3 separate regions of the Homo sapiens genome follow, and all the other regions are linked to region 2. Evidence: chromatin loops called from intact Hi-C (ENCODE). Cell type or tissue: heart right ventricle. All regions are shown on one strand.

What was found. A loop is a pair of places that touch in the nucleus more often than their neighbours do. Peaks named below come from ENCODE experiments on the same cell type or tissue, not always from the same donor. Only the 100,000 strongest peaks of a DNase experiment are listed, where the experiment ranks them.
Region 1: it touches region 2 in a loop (4-fold over the local background); 15 of 110 quality-filtered maps call a loop at or near these places.
Region 3: it touches region 2 in a loop (13-fold over the local background); 60 of 110 quality-filtered maps call a loop at or near these places.

What each region holds. Positions count from the first base shown.
Region 1 is chr1:162,755,472-162,757,971 of GRCh38, forward strand. It overlaps DDR2 (discoidin domain receptor tyrosine kinase 2), which reads left to right. Exons shown (of 18, transcript NM_006182.4): 7 at 193-298. Among named protein-coding and RNA genes, the nearest start is that of HSD17B7, 34 kb to the right of the region's middle. In heart right ventricle, a CTCF peak has its summit at 1,246; no DNase peak of the experiment used is centred here.
Region 2 is chr1:162,612,681-162,615,180 of GRCh38, forward strand. No RefSeq gene overlaps it. Among named protein-coding and RNA genes, the nearest start is that of DDR2, 19 kb to the right of the region's middle. In heart right ventricle, a CTCF peak has its summit at 1,170 (motif pointing right); a DNase peak (open chromatin) is centred at 1,125; H3K27ac peaks cover 898 bases.
Region 3 is chr1:162,798,927-162,801,426 of GRCh38, forward strand. It overlaps HSD17B7 (hydroxysteroid 17-beta dehydrogenase 7), which reads left to right. Exons shown (of 9, transcript NM_016371.4): 5 at 817-1,011. Among named protein-coding and RNA genes, the nearest start is that of HSD17B7, 9.5 kb to the left of the region's middle. In heart right ventricle, a CTCF peak has its summit at 1,505 (motif pointing left); a DNase peak (open chromatin) is centred at 1,505.

The DNA.
Region 1 (2,500 bases), 140 kb after region 2:
CCACACTGAGTCATGCATTCAGAGTCATTACGTTGACTGCCATGGAGGGGCACTCCTCCAAAGTCTTCCCTCGGTGTCCAGATGGAGTCCTGCTGGACACGCTGTGCAAGCTTATACCCTTGAAACTCACATAGTTCCCTGAGGTAATGGGCCTGAGCAGTAGGCACTCACTTGGCTGTGTTTCCTTTGCAGATGGCTTGGTGTCTTACAATGCTCCAGCTGGGCAGCAGTTTGTACTCCCTGGAGGTTCCATCATTTATCTGAATGATTCTGTCTATGATGGAGCTGTTGGATACAGGTAAATCCTGGGAAACTTTATTAGAATGGGAAATTGGCCACTAAGAAAGAATAATATTTTATCATGTCTTGGGATCAATAATCAATCAACCAATCAGTATTTATTTAGTTCTTGTACAAGGCATTTGGAAATAATTTAGATGAAGGAATACACATGACCTTTATTTCCAGGGAACTTAAAGCCCGGTTTGGGAAGACAAGTTAATTACCCAGAAAACAATCAATTACACAAAGTAATGGCTAAAGTTTGTGATATGGCTCTAAGTATAATAGCCATATTTTTGACCCTCAAAACAGGACATGTAGTCTGACACAAATATTGACCTACTTATGGAAACAAAGGGCCAGAGAATTGAAGTAATAAGTATAATACTCTGGGCAAGTCAAGAAGTCAGAAAGAATAGACCTTATACATATAAATGCTTTGAAATTTGTAAAAAGGGGACTAGTAAGACTTACAATAGACAAGGAAAGTTCTAGGTTAAGATGAGAATTGTAGCAGAGGAAGGTAGGTAGAAGGTAGCAGAAGAAAGGAAGCAGGGCTGAAGGCAAGACTGACCTGGCTATAGTAGAAGCTGGAGTTGAGAAGAACAGAATGGAACAATGGATAAGCCTGAAGTGGATCAAAGGAGTGCCATGGCAAAGAAGTGTGACCAGATATAGTAGGAACTTAGGGTTGGGTACAGGATGCTCCCACCTATACTGTTTCACTTCAAGCCTTTAAGCCTTGCCATTCTTCTAGCCCACACTAACACTTTTCTCTCTAAGCTTGGTCTGCATCTGCAAAGTGAGCCTGGGAGAGAATTCAGTCCATCGTGAAGACCAGACCAGATGATGGAGGTTGACAGGGCTCGAGAGAAGGAGATACTAGTGAGTCTCAGGAAGGGAGTGTGGAATTACAGCCTTCTACTGGCTTAGGTGTGGAGAATGAACTATTGCCCTCTAGCTGCCATCCCCTGGGTGAAGACCTGATTCATCCACTCTTCTACTCCTAGTCACTTCCTTTCCATCTTCTTAATCACTGTTCTTTCCTTTTTGCTTAAACGGTCTTGGCATAATTTCGCTCAGTCACACCCCAACAGGCATGTATTCAAGGCACAGAGGAAATCAGAGATCAACCGAATTCAGTTTAATTTAATAAGCCTTTGTTAATCAACTGTTACTATATACAAGGAATTTGGCCAGGCATGTTAGGTATTCAAAGGTAATGGAGTCATTGATCCTACCTTTAAAGTGCTCACAATTTGGAGTAGGGGCTAAAACAGAATATAAGTTACTATGATTCAAGTATATGAGCAAGAGATAGCCTATGACTGCTCTGGGGTTCAAAGGAAAAAGTAAACTATAGTAGGAAAGCACAAAAATGGGGATGAAAACATCTGGATTTCATATAATAAAAGTTACTTCTGTTTGCTACAAGGCTTAAGGGATTAAAATGTGTGTGAAAAGCATTTCGTAAGATAAATTGCTATGCACATATAAGTTGTTATCTGATTATCATTTTTCTGACTGAAGGACCAGTAAAGATATGGTAGAACAGATGAAATCTGAACTGGGTCCCAAAGAATGGGTAGTACTTTCACAGGTGCAGAATCTTGAAATGGAATTTTAGGCAGAGGGAATAATAGCATGAGGAAAAAAGAATCATGGTTATAAAGTTTAGGGGACTGTCTGGGAGAAATCAACAGTTTATTTAACCACGGGCCATATTTATGTGGCAAAGTAGTGCAGGAGAAGCAAAACAAAGCAGATTATGCCATATTTTGAAGGAACCTGAAGTCAAAGCCAAAAGGAGCAAGAAGTGGAGGAGGAGGAAGAGGAGAAATTGCTGTTCTTATTCTTCATAAACATTATCATTAATGTAATGAGTCATTGAAGATTTTTAAAGCTGAGGAAGGACATGATTGGAGCTGTGCTTTAGACAGATTAATCAAGCAGCATGCAAAGGTTAGATTGGAATGGAATGAGGAGGCTATGAGGAACATTTTAAAACTCTTAGTTCTGCCAAGTAAAAAGAATTAATGACCAAGGCCATAACCGTGACTGTGGGGAATGAGGAAAAGATATTCATTTAGGATGTTTGAAATCTGATTGGATGTATGAGGCAAAACAGTAGGGTGAGAAAAAGGGTCAGATGAAGTTTGACAGTCTAAGTGACTGAAACAATGGGGATGACATTTATTTATTCGACAAATATATTTTG
Region 2 (2,500 bases):
AATTTCACAATTAGCAGTTTGGGAAAAGGGCCCATTGGTATGAGACGGCTCAGCCTGTGGTATCCGAGGAGGAAGGGTCAAAAGCACAAAGAGAGAGAGTGCCAGATGGTGATCAGGGCCAGATGGCTGTCGCCAGGGTCATGCTCAAGCTAGTGCGAATTAAGAAGAATCACAATAAGCTTATGCAACACCAGCCCAAAGCCAATTATTGTTCTTGGACTTAGGGTATATTTCCTCTTTATTTATAGGAAAGTGTATGTTTGTATGTGTGTGTTTGTATATGGGGGGGTTGTGTTTGCAGGGGATGGCAAAGAGCAGTTCTGGGAATAATGAATCAACATTTGAAAGTAGAGTTGGGCTATACTTAGGTGAGTGTAATTGTTTCAGTGGAAAAGTTTTTCTCACATTCTTTCCCTTCCCTTTATTATATTCTCGTAACATACTGAAGGGCAGTGCATTTGGCAGGCTGAATTTGGCACTGCTCAGACAGCCTCAGTAGAGCAAAGGGCCTGAGGACACTAAATTCTATCCGGTCCCATTTACAGAGCTGTTGGGCAATGAAATGGTGCTCTTGATAACTTGCTTCCAGGGGGTGAGAAGCAGAAAACCACAACCTACGGTTCCTGTCTTGGGTTGCAGGTGGAAGTTGAGAGCCCTACCCCTGCATAACAAAGTTGTAAGACTAACTGCTTTGCTTATTGGCGTATTCTTAATCAGAGACAAGAATATCCAAATAGTGATCAAATTAAAGGCCCATAGTACTCTTTGGTTAACGTTTATTAGTAGCAAGCTATTTTTGTCTCACTCTTCTATCCTCGTAACCAAATTTGGTTGGGCTTCCAAAAATGATACTCCAGGGTCTTGTTTCTGGAGCTGTCTGGAATCCTCTGGAATGTGGCAGCAGCCCTCAGCCCCACTGCCTGTCCTACCCTAATCTGCCCTGCTGTCAGGGGGGCTTGCATAAGCATAAGTTGAGGGTAATGATGAGCTAATATCTGAAGCCATGGAGCAGAATGTATTTGCTTAAGCCGGGTTTTATAGCTTGATTTTTCACTTATTTTCTGAGTGTATTATAGGCTAGTTTCTGTGAGTCGGCTGCCTTCCTGGGGGCCTTGTCCCGGCTGGGCATGTTTAACTGTTTTTTGTAGCCTTTCCCGCAAGGCTATTTCTGTGCAGTAGAGGGCAGTATTTTCAAATGCTCAGGTATTAGCGCCTCAGCCTTAGGAGAATGTTTAGCCCAGGTCCAAGTTACACAGGGTTGAGTAAAAGCCCACCTGCTTGACCGTCTGAGAAATGCTGACATCATCCATACCTCGATCCTCTGTGTCCTACCAGCAGATGAAGGGCACCCAGGTTCATTAATAGAAACTTGGAAATGCAGAGAAATAGCATATTTAAAATGACCTCTTTTCGAATGCAGCTGCTATTGTTTCTGTGTATTTTTCTCTTAGGTATTTCTTTTCTATGTACCTTAAAGAGTGCATAAATAGCCGGGCGCGGTGGCTCACGCCTGTAATCCCAGCACTTTGGGAGGCAGAGGGGGGCAGATCACCTGAGGTCGGCAGTTCAAGACCAGCCTGACCAACATGGAGAAACCCCGTCTCTACTAAAAATACAAAATTAGCCGGGGTGGTGGCACATGCCTGTAATCCCAGCTACTCGGGAGGCTGAGGCAGGAGAATCACTTGAACCCGGGAGGCGGAGGTTGCGGTGAGCTGAGATCGCGCCATTGCACTCCAGCCTGGGCAACAAAAGCGAAACTCTGTCTCAAAAAAAAAAAAAAAAAGTGTTTAAATAGTTAACAGTATAGCAAAAACATTTCCTCATATTGTGTAATTAATATTTATAAGTCTACTTTTTATTTGCTGAATCATGTTTATTCAGGTGGATTTGTTAACCTTTTACTTAGTGTTGAACATTAATTTTTTTCTTCCAGCTTTTTGATAATATAAATAATGCTGTGACAAATATTTTTTAATAAGAGGCTTTCCATATTTATAAGTATTTCCTGAGTATGGATTCCCAGACATAGAATTATTTGGTCAAAGAATATAAATATTCTTAAAGCTCTGATTACTGTTTTTTTTTGCATTGCTAGGGAATTTTACTAATTTATACTTTTGCCAGTTGTCTTAGTTTTTTTTTATTGCTGCCATAACAAATTACCACAAACTTAGTGGTTTAAACTACACAAACTTAATTATCTTATATTTTTGCAGGTCAGAAGTCTGGTACAGGTCCCATCAGGCTAAAATCAGGTTGTTGTCAGGGCTGAGTTTCTTCCCATAGGCTCTAGGGAAGGAAGAATCCGTTTTTTTTTTTTTTCGCTGATTCAGGTGGCAGCATGGAGTTCCATGGGGTTGTGGGACTGAGGCTCCTGTTTCCTTGTTGGCTGTTAGTTGGGGCTGTCCGTAGCTCCCCCACGCCGCTCTCTGGTCCTTGCAGATGGCGCCTACATCTCAGAACCAGTAATAGGGTATTGAATCCTTCTCATGCTGCC
Region 3 (2,500 bases), 190 kb after region 2:
GAAGTTGTGGTGAGCCGAGGTCATGCCATTGGACTCCAGCCTGGGCAACAACAGTGAAACTCCGTCTCAAAAAAAAAAAAAAAAGAGAAAAAGAAAGAAAGTTACTATGTGCAGCCAATGCATACTGGCTAGTGCTCTACCTCCTTAAGAGTGGGTTATCTACAGAAATTATTTGGATTTTTTCCACAAGGGAGATTGTCAGTTCTCCTTTATTTATGTCTTTAATTCAGTCGTTTATTATATCCATATGGACTCATGTTTATGTATTTTCTGCTTTGAAATTATAAATACTATTTTATTTTCCTGCTCAAATTTTTTCAGTTTTGGCCACTGGGAACGCTTTCAGTTGGCTCCTGTATCTCTTTGGCACACCCCCATTGTTATGGTTTTCTCTTTTTGTTTTAGCTTTCGTTTTGAGCAGTTTCTTACTATCTGGCACTACAAGATCCTTCAGACTCATCTTGTGTATTTCCTTGTTCAGTCCTAGAATCAGCTACTTTTCTAAAGCCATATGTTTTCTTTTATCAGAGAATGGTTATTAGAAACCAAGATCTGGGTGCTTATTGCTGCTGAGATATCAGTGTCTTCTAAACCCTCTCTGCTGATAGACTAAGAGATATATATGTACATACTAACTCATGTATGTATACATATCTATAAATATTTTTCTGTGTAACTAATTCATGTCTCTTTTAGATAACTAGTTAATACTGATGTCTCTGACCCTAATCTCTTACCATACAGTACAGTGGTTTCAAAATTTTTATCTGTATTCTGTCAGTATATTTTAATACTTTTTTTTTTTCTTTCACCCAGATTCGGGAACTGGAGCCTCTCCTCTGTCACAGTGACAATCCATCTCAGCTCATCTGGACATCATCTCGCAGTGCAAGGAAATCTAATTTCAGCCTCGAGGACTTCCAGCACAGCAAAGGCAAGGAACCCTACAGCTCTTCCAAATATGCCACTGACCTTTTGAGTGTGGCTTTGAACAGGAACTTCAACCAGCAGGTAAGGCCTGTCTCAGTGATACGGAAATGGCAGAGGAGGGTTCTCTTAATTACCTGCTGTTGATTTCCTAATAAGGTAGCTGGCTTTCCACTAACTCTTATAGTTTAGATTGATATTTGGTGTATATGAAAGTGTTAGGGCAGAGATAATTGGCTCCTGACATTATAGTTATAGGTAGTTCATTCTGTGGTTCTTCAGGAATTCTAACTTATGTTAACAGAGTGACACTACTAAAAGTGATAATAGCTACTGTGTTGGTACTTGCTGTGTTTCAGGTGCTGTATTCGTCTGTGTATGTCATTAAATACCTGCCTCATTACATGGAGGTGGGTCTAAGTATTACCATTTTCAGATGAGGACACTAAATCTCGGAGAACTTAAGTCATTTACCTGATGGTCACACAACTTGTAAATGGTAGAGCTCAGAATTGAGCCCGAGGCTGTCTTGACTTTATAGCTTGGACTTTTCCCACTGTACCATGCTGCCGCCTAGTGTTTGTCATAGCAGACGTTTATAGGACAGTCAAGTAGTTATGAAACCTTCTGGATAGTGGTGGTTTTAGGTAAGACTCCAGAGCTCTGTCTCTATGAGGATCTCAGTTTATGGGATGTTTTTCAGGGGATGGTGACCCTTGTTGGTCATACTGAGTCCTTGTTGCCACTATGGTCTGCACCTTACTGCTTCTTTGTATGTCTCTGTTGCCCAGGTCTAAATTCTTACCTGGAAATCTCCAGTCTTCGCCTTGGACATTTTCTTTTGTTTGCTTTGATTGACAGTGTTCTATGAGTATGGGGCTATGGAGAAGTTTAATTTCACTAACATTTACAAAAGACCTATCATGTTTAGGGCACTGGGCCAGGTTTAGGGTTGAGGAGGAAAGTGAAATAAGATGATGATCAAGAATTATGTTTTACCTCAACGGAGCTTCTTGGATCATGAATTAGACATAGAAATATAACTCTTATGTGATGGTCTAGACCTGGCTTATTCTGGAATTGCTACCTTTATCAGGTGGTATTCTGTGTTCTGGCTCTTAGAATGATGCCCCCCTTTTTTTTTGAGACAGAGTCTCATTCTGTTGCCCAGGCTGGAGTGCGGTGGCACAATCATGGCTCACTGCAACCTCTATCTTCTGAATTCAAGTGATTCTTGTACCTCAGCTTCTCAAGTAGCTGGGATTACAGGGATGTGCCACCACACCCAATTTTTGTGTTTTTAGTAGAGACAGGGTTTTACTATGTTGGCCAAGCTGGTCTCGAACTCCTGACCTCAGGTATCTGCCTGCCTCAGCCTCCCAAAATGCTGGGATTACAGCACTTGCGCCCAGCCTGAATCATGCCTCTTATAAAGTTGAAGCTAAGAGCATACTTTCGGGAACTGAATTTGAATCCTGACTCTTTGTAACCCTAGGCATATTATTTAATCTCCCTATGCCTCAGTTTCCTCATCTGAAAAATAGGGATAGTAATAGTGCCTGCCTCACAGATT